Linked DNA regions of Homo sapiens: region 1 is linked to region 2. Evidence: chromatin loops called from intact Hi-C (ENCODE). Cell type or tissue: HCT116. All regions are shown on one strand. Links, peaks and the distances in the headings refer to the core of each region. The heading gives the core; the rest is flanking DNA. Region 1 has its middle 4.2 kb from the start of LINC01699. Region 2 overlaps LOC107985232 (a long non-coding RNA gene).

Region 1 (5,380 bases), core at 122-5,121, 190 kb after region 2:
GAGGTGGGGAGCCATGCAGATCTTTGGGGGAAGGACATGTGGGCAGAGGGGACAGCAGGTGCAAAGGCCCTGAGGTAAGTCCACTTCTGGCCCATGCAGCTGGCTCAGAGTGAATGAGGGCAGGAGCAGTGGGAGGTGTCTATGTCAACTCAAACTCTATGTCCACCTGCCACAAACTATTTCAGTATTCTTTTTTCCCCAGAATATAATTACCAGAATAAACGGTTGTAGGTGTCTTTGAAGGAAGGAATGGTAGAATCATTAACATGTATACCTGCAGAGATGTCCTTCTTCCTGGGGACTTTGCCTCTCCTTCAGTGAGTCCGGGAAACTATCTCACGTCCAGAAACCAGACAAGGAACTATGACTTTTTATTGGGTGACTGCACTTACAGTCCTGATCATCTATTCTTTTTTGTTTCTTTTCCTTTACAGAAATCCTTCCTTCTAATAATAATATTCTTTTATGATTACTTTGAGACATTGTAATTGCACATATTTATGGGATACAATTTGATGTTTTGATACATATATACATTGTAAAATGACCAAATCAGTGTAGTTAGCCTGACGGTCACCTCACACATTTATCATTTCTTTGTGATGAGGACGTTCAAAAGCCTCTCTTCTAGCTATTTTCTAATATACCATATCTTACTGTTAACCATGATCACCCTACTATGCAATAGAACACCAGAACTTATTCCTCTATCTAATTGTAACTTTGTATCCATTGACCAACCTCTCCTCATCCTCCCCTCTTTTCTCTCCTCCCCAGTCTCTAGTAACCACTTTTCTACTTGCTTCTAGGATGTCAGCTTTTAATTTTTTTAGATTCCACATATGAATGAAATCATATGGTATTCCTCTTTCTGTGAATGGCTTATAGACTGTCCTCCAGGGCCATCTATGTTATCACAAATGACAGGATTTTGTTCTTTTTATGGCTGAATAGTATTTCATTGTGTATATATATGATTTTTTCTTTATTCTTTCATCCATTGTTGGGTACTTGGGTTGATGCCATATGTTGGCTATTATGAATACTGAACCAATAAACATGGGAGTGCAGATATATCTTCGATATACTGATGCCTTTTTTTTTTTTTTTTCAAATACATACCCAGGAGTGGGATTGCTGGGTCATATGGTAGTTTCATTTTTACTTTTTGAGGAACCTCAGCACAGTTTTCCATTGTAGCTATTCTAATTTATAATCCCAATAGTGCCTAAGTGTTCCCTTTTCTCCACATCCTCACCAACACTTATTTATTTTGTCTTTTTGATAATAGCCATTCTAACTGGAGTGAGGTGGTATCTCACTGTTGTTTTGATTTGCATTTTGATGTTGAGCATTTTTTCATGTGCCTGTTGGCCATTCAAATGTCTTCTTCTGAGAAATCTCTATTAAGGTCTCTGCTCACTTTTTAATTGGGTTCTTTGATTTTTTGCTGTTGAGTAGTTTAAGTTCCCTATATATTTGATATTAACTGCTTGTCAGACGTAAAGTTAGCAAATATTTTCTTCCATTCTGTAGGTTGTCTCTTCACTCTGTTAATTGTTTCCTTTGCTGTGCAAAAGCTTTTTAGTTTGATGCAGTCCCATTTGTCTATTAATGTTTTCATTGACTGTGCTTTTGAGGTCTTCTTTAAAAAATCCTTGCCCGGCCCCAGGTTGTAAAATGTTTCACCTATATTTTTTTCTACTAGTTTCATGGTTTTGGGTTCGACATTTAAGTATTTGATTTTTGTATATGGTGAGGGGTAGGAGTTTAGTTTTGTTCTTCTGCATGTGAATATCCAATTTTCCCAGCACCATTTCTTGAAGAGACTGTCTTTTCTCCAATGTGTGTTCTTGGCTCTTTGTCAAGAATCTGTTTGTTCTAGGTGTGTGAACTTATTTCTGGACTCTCTATTCTGTTTCTGACAATCTATTCTTGATTTCTTCTGCTGGTACAAGTTGAGTAGTACCCTTGTTTGCTACCCATATATTTTGCCCCTAAGGACACTGTCTTCCATTAATCATTTCCACAACTATCTGTGAGTCAGACCCCCTTTGGCTATCACTCTGAACTTGCAGCTCACTATAATAATTGCCTCCATGATAATGGATTCTGCCATGCATTACAATTATTGCATCCATAAATGGCTTCTGGACGCTAAATACTGCCACCTGGCTTCTATTGTATTGGGGTCCTATTCCTTCTGCTACTAGTCACCCTAGTTTTATCTCGAACTCCTTATCTCTGGTGATCCACATGCCTCGGCCTCCCAGAGTGCTGGGATTACAGGCAAGACCCACCGCGCCCAGCCTAGTGAGCCTAGTTTTATAATGGTTCCTCCTACCATTAGCTCTGGTCCACAGAGGAGAGCCACAACCAAACTTTGTGATGTTGGTGACTCTCTCAACAGTGCATTCCTTAAATTGTGTAAGCTCATCTAGTGGGTTTCCTGGGCTCGTGTGGTATATGCATCGAGCATACCTATGACCCTGAGTCTTTTAATTCTTTCTCTGCCACTTGTTTTGGCCGCTATGGCATTTTGACCTAACTTAGGTGGGCACAGTTCTAGGAGCCACTCTAGTTTTGGGTTCACACCATCTGATTAAATCATGTGTCTTGTGAACATATTCAAATCAATATGCTTTCCATATTTGATCTTAAGCTCTGGCATTCATGATCAAGCACTCTCAGAATCCAGTCTAAAGAACTCCTCCAGTTCCTGCCAGTAAATGCTGGCTAGATTTGGGGAGATAGATAGTTCCCTTCCTCCTTTATCAAGCTCAGCATATCCCTGGCTGGACTGTGCTGTGACTTAACCCTGGTTACATATCCAGTGGCCAAAAGGAGGCAGGACAAATACTGAGGGAGGAGAAACACAATTTATCCTGCAGGGAGAGGCCTCTGCATTGTCTTCAAGCAAGAGGATGGAGGTAATCCTAGTTTTTGTTTTGTTTTGTTTTGTTTGAGACGGAGTCTCACTCTGTCACCAGGCTGGCGTGCAGTAGCACGATCTCAGCTCACTGCAACCTCTGCCTCCTGGGTTCAAGCGATTCTCCTGCCTCAGCCTCCCGAGTGGCTGGGACTACAGGTGCGCACCACCACACCCAGCTAATTTTTAGTAGAGATGGGGTTTCACCATCAAAACCAGGATGACTTTGATCTCTTGACCTCACAATCTGCCCACCTCGGCCTCCCAAAGTGCTGGAATTACAGGCATGAGCCACCACGCCCAGCTGTAATCCTAGTTTTTAATAGGGGGGATGACCAACTTCTGCAGGCTCAAAGAGTTCAGGGAAATCTGAGAAGTCAAGATTTTGGAGATTTGGCCCAGATATACATGTGTCAGGATTGTATCCTCTTCCAGCCAGGGCCCTGACCTTGGCATAGAAGACCTGCCTTGTTTGGGAGTTTAGCCTTCTTTGGACATCAACCACTCTGACCACTAAGGCCTGGACCTGGCCTTCTTTTCCTGTCCTCCCTCTGTAAGACAAGACAACCTGTTTACATGCTGCCAAGGAGGATTTAACCCTTGCTTTAAATTGGCTGATAACCACTCTCAGCCTCTTGTTATCTTTCTCTATCTCTTCATAAAACTCAGCAATATCCATCTATGAATGGAAAATAAGGGTCCTCAAAGATAGCCATGCTCTGATCCTCACAGCCCATGGAATATGTGACCTTACATGTCAAAAAGGACTTTGCAGATGCAATTAAGGTTAAGGACCTTAAGGAGGGGAGATTATACGGGATTGTCTGGGTGGGCCCAATCTAATCACATGAGTCCTTAAAGGCAGATAACTTTTCCTGACTGCAGAGAACTAGAGAGATAGCAGCATGAGAAGGACTCCACCCATTACTGCTGACTTTGAAGATGGTGGAAAGGGCCATAAGCCAAGGAATGCGGACAGCCACTAGAAGCTGGGAAAGGTAAAGAAGAACACTATCCCCTGGAGCCTTCAGAAAGAATCACAGTCCGGCTGACGTCTTGGCTTTTGAGACCTCTGTCAGACTTCTGACCTACAAATCTATAGGATAATAAATTTGAGTTGTATAAGGCACTACATTTGTGGTAATTTATTACAGCAGCAATGGAAGACAGACATCACCCAGTCCTATTGTGTCTATAGCAGTATTTTTCTCATTTTTTCTAACACCTGATGGATAGCACCAGCTAATGTGTTTTCTTCTACTGGTACACCATTCAAACCCACAACTGATGAAAGGTTGAACCACTAGACTAGTACCAGGGACTGTCTGTGCCCCACCCAGCAGCAATGATGGGATCATTATTCTTGGGAAGACAGGTGAATGATCCAGCTCCAAAGCCCCATCTTATCATCTGCTTTTATGGAATGCTCCTCAAGAAACTGCTGCAAACTGGGTTGCCTAGAAAGTGGACTATGAGACAGAGTTTACCACACAGGAAGTCTATTAGGGAGTACTCTTGGGATCAGCACTTGAATAGAGCTGCAACTCAAGTCTGACAGCTTTAGCCAACCCTATGGAGTCTCTAGAACTGAAATTGTCCCATGTTGGGCCAATAGAACTGGCCCACATTGGGCCAAAAATGCCAGGCAGTTATATCTCCACCTTAATCAACCATTGGATGTGGGCCAACACCGGAAGGACCTTGGGCAAGGTGGCTTCCTGCAGCTTGGATATCCATAAAGGATGACACCTGAGGGCCCGTCACTAACAGCAATCCCAGAAGCTGGCCCAACATGTCCTTTTTCGAAGGTGGAGATCCATCTCCACTACAGACCCCTTCCCCTTCTGAGCAGCCACTGCTATACTCCAAAGCAAGAGAATGAAGGATTTCTCTGTTGGGAACTGGGCCATAAAAAAAATATAGGGATACTGACCTTTGGGAGCCTGCAATGTATTGGCTTTAGGGAGGCTCACCTGTCAACAAACCTCTCAGAAGTTCCCAGGAGACTTAACACCTCTCTCTTAAATATAAACAGCCAAGAATTGCCAGATATTTGGAAGAAATTCTCAAACATGACAATGAAGGGCCAAAACAGAAAAAGAAAGAAACACAGAGGTAAAAGAAATAATGCAATAAACAGAAGAAAACATTTCTTTAAACTGTAATTTTATCCTCATAGAGATAAAAGAAGATACCATATTCATGAACCAAGGATACAACACTGGGGGAAAAAAGTAAGATTGATCGATTGATTCAAAGAAAAAAAAGGACTTTTGAGGCCAGGCACAGTGGCTCATGCCTTTATTCCCAGCACTTTGGGATGCTGAGGTGGGAGGATTGCTTAAGCCAGGAGATTGAGACCAGCCTGGACAATACAGTGAGATCTCGTCTCTACAAAAAAACAATTAAGGCTGGGCACAGTGGCTCATGCCTGTAATCTTAGCACTTTGG
Region 2 (5,380 bases), core at 187-5,186:
GAGGTAGGCTTGAGATGGGGAGAGGGTGAAATAGGGAGGCGTTGAGATGAGTGTGGTTGAGATGTTGAAGGGTCAAGTTGGGGAGACACTGAGATGGAGAGGGGTTGAGTTGTGAAGGGGTTGAGATAGGAAGGGATTGAGTAAGGAAGGGGTTGAGTTGTGAAGGGGTTGAGATGGGAAGGGGTAGAGATGTGAAGAAGCTGAGGTGGGAAGGGGCTGAGATGGGAAAGGGTTGAGATGGGAAGGGGTTGAGTTGTGAAGGGGTTGAGATGGGCAGCGGTTGAGCTGTGAAGGGTTGAGATGGGAAGGGGTTGAGTTGTGAAGGGGTTGAGATGTGAAGGGGTTGAGTTGTGAAGGGGTTGACATGTGAAGGGGTTTAGATGGGAAGGAGTTGAGATGGGAAGGGGTTGAAATAGGAAGGGGTTGAGTTGTGAAGGGGTTGAGATTGACAGGGGTTGAGACGGGAAGGGGCTGAGTTGTGAAGGGGTTGAGATGGGAAGGGGTTGAGATGGGAAGGGGTTGAGTTGTGAAGGGGTTGAATTGTAAAGGGGTAGAGATGGGAAGGGGTTGAGATGGGAAGGGGTTGAGTTGGGAAGGGGTTGAGATGGGAAGGGATTGAGTTGTGAAGGGGTTAAGTTGTGAAGTGGTTGAGATGGGAAGGGGTTCTGTTGTTAAGGGGTTGAGTTGTGAAGGGGTTGAGACAGGAAGGGGTTGAGTTTTGAAGGGAATGAGATGGGAAGGGGTTGAGTTGTGATGGGGCCATGATGGGAATGGGGTTGAGTTGTGAAGGGGTTGAGTTGTGAAGTGGCTGAGATGGGAAGCGGTTGAGATGGGAAGGGGTTGAGATGAGCTGGGTTGAGTTAGGGAAGGGTTCAGATGAGGAGGAGTTTAATTGATAAGGGTTGACATAGGAAGGGCTTGAGACGGATAGTGGCTGAAATGGGGAGGACTTGAGATGGAGAGAGGTTGGGTTGAGGAAGGGTTGAGATGGGGTAGGACTGGGTTGGGGAATTGTTGAGATGGAGTGACAGGAGGGGGATGCAGTTAGACCTGACCACCTGACCCCAGTGCACCCAAGCTGGGTGTGTCCAGCCAACACTGTCTCCACACCAGGAGCACTGTCCCCAGAACTGACCACTGGTCTGTCCTACTCCAAGAGCAGAAAGAGAATTTACTGAATTCCTCTGTTTTCTTTATAAATTTGGGAAGGGTTGCAGGTTCCTCATCACCTGATCAGCAGGCAGTAATGCTGCCTTTTTAGAACAGCAGTGAGGCTGAGTAGTGGGATGTGAGCACAGCTGCAGAGGGTCTGCAAGGAGGTCCCCAGGAGAGGCGGGGGCAGGGACAGAGGGGAAAGGGGGACAAGCCCTCTTCCTCACTCACACGCCAACCCTGCATGCCTTCATTCCCTCCCTGCTACAGGCTTCGAGAGAAAAAGAGGAAGAGAAAGATGGTTAAAGGAGCTAAAAGCAGAAGAGAAGAGAAGGAGGACAGTGTGGCTGGGGTATGAGCGGCTGAGGTGGGGTCCTCAGAAGGGTGCCCCACGCCCACCTCCTTCTCTGCGCCTCAGCCTTCTCACCTGCACCTTCAATGAGAAGTTATGTGCGATTAATTTTAAAGGTCTTTTCATCGGTGCCTGGAATTCTATAGGTGTCTAACTCTGCTTGGGGTCGGGGGGGGGAGCGGGGGTGTACAGCAATTTCATAAATATTTTTTTCAGCCAAAAAGGCCAAAGCGAATTCCTCCAATTATGTTCACCTCCTCCACAATGAGCACTTCCTTTTCTGCACGTGTCTTCACCCATCCCCTCACATCCAAGAGGAAAACGCCTTTGGCTCATTTGCAGCCATGGGTCCAGGCAAGCCCTTAAAGATGGCAAGGGGTTGCCAGTGGTCAGGGAGGGGGAAGGCCCTGGACTGCGGTGGGAGTCTCGGGGCGCTCATCGTGCCCTGCCAAGGCCCTTCTCCTCCTGGCTTCGCTTTCCTTTCTTGTGATGTGAGTGCTGACCACCAGGCTGCCCCAGCCCCTCCAGCTACACAGCGGAAAGCATCCCAGTGAGACTGCGGCTGCAATACACAGAAACAACCACTTGGGGGCACCATAAAAGAAGAAAAAATATCTCTTCTGAAAAAGAGGGAAAACAAATTGAGCAGCTGGCGCTAGAGGGCGCCGCTTTTCCCATTTTCTTCAAAAAGGTGGCTGGGGGCAGAATTTCCGAATCTTGACATGTTCAGAAGACTGAAGAGCCTCCTTCTACAGATATGGCCATGGGAGCAGAGTGGAGGCAGCCCAGCGCAAGGGCAGGGTGGGAGAGAGGGGACTGATTCACCTGAGCCTCCAAACAGGGAGGAGACTCTGATGGTACCACAAAAGGAAGCACAGAACGGGCCGATCCGGCTTGAGCACCAGGCTGCAGAGTCTTGGGGGAGAGTCCTCCCCCAAGGCCTGCCTTAGAAGGGAAGAACTGGGACAACAGATCTCCCCCAGCCCTTGCTCCCAGCACTGTGCTCTGGAAAAGATGGAAACCCTCTGCTTTCTCTCAGGGCATCCAATGGCTTCAGAAAGAGAAAGGGAGTGGCAGAGAGGTTATGCATTCGTTCTCTGCAAGAGATGAGAGTCGCCAGGCACTTAGCAGGGGGCCAGTCCCCCTCCTTCCCAGTACAGGACCCTCCTTGTCACAGGCGGTCTCCACTGCAAGCACAGAAAACCGCGCTGCTCGCGCACCACCTTGTTTATTCTCAAACCCAGTTCTCTAGGGAAGCATTTCTAGAACTGCGGAAGGTTGAAGGGAAAGGCGAGTCACCAGAGACCAGATCTAGAAACAGCCTCTTTTTTCTAATCCCGGGAGGACAGGTAAGGAAAATTCAAGGGTGTGTGCTGAAGTTCCCCAAAGGATCATCTTAAAGCAAATCTCTAGAAATCACCCAAATTGTGTCAGTTCCTAAGGGAAGCCCAATTCTCTGGATTCTCTGCACCTTCCTGCTCTGCTCAGAATTCCAAGAAAGCAGGGCATGTGCTCCGGTCTCTTCTTGGCTGGTGGTTTTCAAACTTGCTGTTGGTTAGTGATAACCCAGTGTGTTGAAGGCTCATGATTTCTGTGTTCCACTGGCATATGTTTTGGTTTCTGCAACCCTGTTATACTACAGCCCTAGGATCCTGAAATGCCTCGTCTCTGAGTGAGAAGGTTGGATTTTGCAGACCTGCAAACTCAGGTGCCTTCAGGACCAAGTCAGTCCTCTAATAGCCCTAAGGCAGTAGGGAATGGTGGGGAATACAGTGACCTGGAGACTTCCTGCCCCCTCTAAAAACATACACATTTAAATAAAATTAAAATATCCGATAATTCAACAAAGCACTCATATATAAGAACAAATTCTGCCATGCACCCTTTTGGCAATAGTGGTTCCACAGATTCCTGTATTCTAACAACCCGAGTGATGTCTGATGCTGGCAGCAGGTGGCAGCATGTGGACTGAGGTCTCCACTTAGTCTCACTAGATCTGCAGGAGGCTGGCCGCCTTTCAAAAGGCCAGCAAAAAAAAAAAAAAAATTGGCCCAATGGCCCTTAAATTCACCCATAAAGCTTCAAGGTTGAGACAGGTGTTGCCTTACAGAATATGTTGCTGATGCTGAATGCGGTGTGAATGCCAGTGAGACTGTTGTTTGAATGTGATCACCCCTACTAAGTCAGCATAGCTGCAGGGCACATGAGACAGAAGTGGGTGGGACTTGCAGGACTGGTTCCTCCTACCTTGTCACTCACCACAGTCCACTGACCTTCACATAAAGCACCAGCAGTCACCCAGGCTCTCAGGACCCCAGCTTCCTCACCTGTAAATGAAGCAGCTAGACCAGATGAATAATAATAATGATCATAATAATGGCTCATATGCACTGACTGTTGACCTTGTGCCAGGCACTGTGCATTCCCTCCTGTAGTCTCCCACATGCTGCTGTGGTCCGTTGATGTATACAGCTGATCCCAAGCCTAACTACAACCTCTGCACCTTGGGCTTCGGCAAACCTCTGATGCCTGTCAGTTTGAGATAATGACTTCTTGATCTGTACATATAAACATTGTTGTAGGGATGAGGCTGATGATGAAGGCACATGCGATAGATGTTTTTACGTAATTTGGATATGAACCTTTTTTATAGGGGTTGGCTAAGGTAGTAATGATGGGTAAGATTAAGGGGATTAGGGTTATTATGGTAGTGGAAAAATACATGTTTGCTACTTTTATTTGGAGTTGCATCAATGTTTTTGGTTCCTAAGACCAACGGATGACTCTAATCCTTTCAAAGTTGAGAAAGCCATGTTGCTAGGCATGGGGGCATGAGTTAGCAGTTCTTGTACACTTTCTCGGTAGACAAGAAGTTGCAGGCTTCTATTGTTAGATTCACAATCTAATGTTTTGGTTAAACTATAAGTGATAGCAAGTGACAGGCTCCTGAAGGTGAGGAACCAGACATCAAGGAGAAAAACAACCAAGCATCGGACTAAGTACTTTACATGCTGTTTTTCCTTCATAACAATTCAAAAAGGTTGCTGTACTCATCCACAATCTAGCAAAAGAGCAAAATGAGGCCCACAAAGGTTGGATATCTTACCCAAAGTCAAATAAGACATGGCTCTGTGGTGATCAAACAATAGCTTGAAGGAGGACAGTTCTCATACAACCTGTAAGTTAACCAACCTGTGTTTTACAGCTCATGAATCTCCACACCCCAGGGGCTGACCCTGGTCTAGACCTAGAGCCAGTGGTGTCCTGAGCTTCCTGGACTAGACCGTTTGGTATGGCTAGGGCTATCAGAGGCCAGGTGAACACATAGATCGTAACTATAACCATAGCCACTGTTACGGAACATTCATAAATATTCATTCACAAATAATTACTGAGGGCCCATATGTCAGCATTGCCCTCAGCACTGGGGATATGGAGTGAACGAGGCAGTCAAATCACTGATCTCACGGCACCAACATTCTTGTGGGGGTTGGTGGTCAACTGCATAGGTGATATGGCACAGTGACCAGGTGTCTATTTTAGACTGTGTGATGAAGGACAGCCTCTCTGAGGAAGTATCATTTGAGCTAAGGTCCAAATGGCAAGAATGAACCAACCCTGTTGAGATCTGGAGAAATATTCCAGGCAACGGCAGGAGCCAGGGTAGAGACATAAACAGGCATAGCCTAAATAAAAGGCGAGTGGGCAGGAGCACAGGGAACAAGGGAGAGAGTAGATGAGGCCAGGAGTTAAGCAAAGCTCAGGTCGGATAGGGCTTTATGAGCCAGCAAAAAGAGTTCATATTGTCCCTGCCTGTTGTGTCAATAGATCACATTCTCTTATTCTAGGGAAACAAAGATGCAAAGACACGTTAGC

What was found. A loop is a pair of places that touch in the nucleus more often than their neighbours do. Peaks named below come from ENCODE experiments on the same cell type or tissue, not always from the same donor. Only the 100,000 strongest peaks of a DNase experiment are listed, where the experiment ranks them.
Region 1: a loop joins it to region 2, with 10 times the contacts of the local background. A loop is called at or near these places in 5 of 110 quality-filtered maps.

What each region holds. Positions count from the first base shown.
Region 1 is chr1:181,229,520-181,234,899 of GRCh38, reverse strand. No RefSeq gene overlaps it. Among named protein-coding and RNA genes, the nearest start is that of LINC01699, 4.2 kb to the left of the region's middle. In HCT116, for the core only: a CTCF peak has its summit at 2,176; no DNase peak of the experiment used is centred there.
Region 2 is chr1:181,421,833-181,427,212 of GRCh38, reverse strand. LOC107985232 (a long non-coding RNA gene) reads right to left here. Exons shown (of 3, transcript XR_001738319.2): 1 at 3,778-5,380. It also overlaps a transcript of CACNA1E not described here. Among named protein-coding and RNA genes, the nearest start is that of CACNA1E, 59 kb to the left of the region's middle. RefSeq lists enhancers at 2,351-2,440, 3,420-3,469. In HCT116, for the core only: CTCF peaks have their summits at 1,911, 2,110 (motif pointing right) and 3,461 (motif pointing right); DNase peaks (open chromatin) are centred at 2,122, 3,482 and 3,672.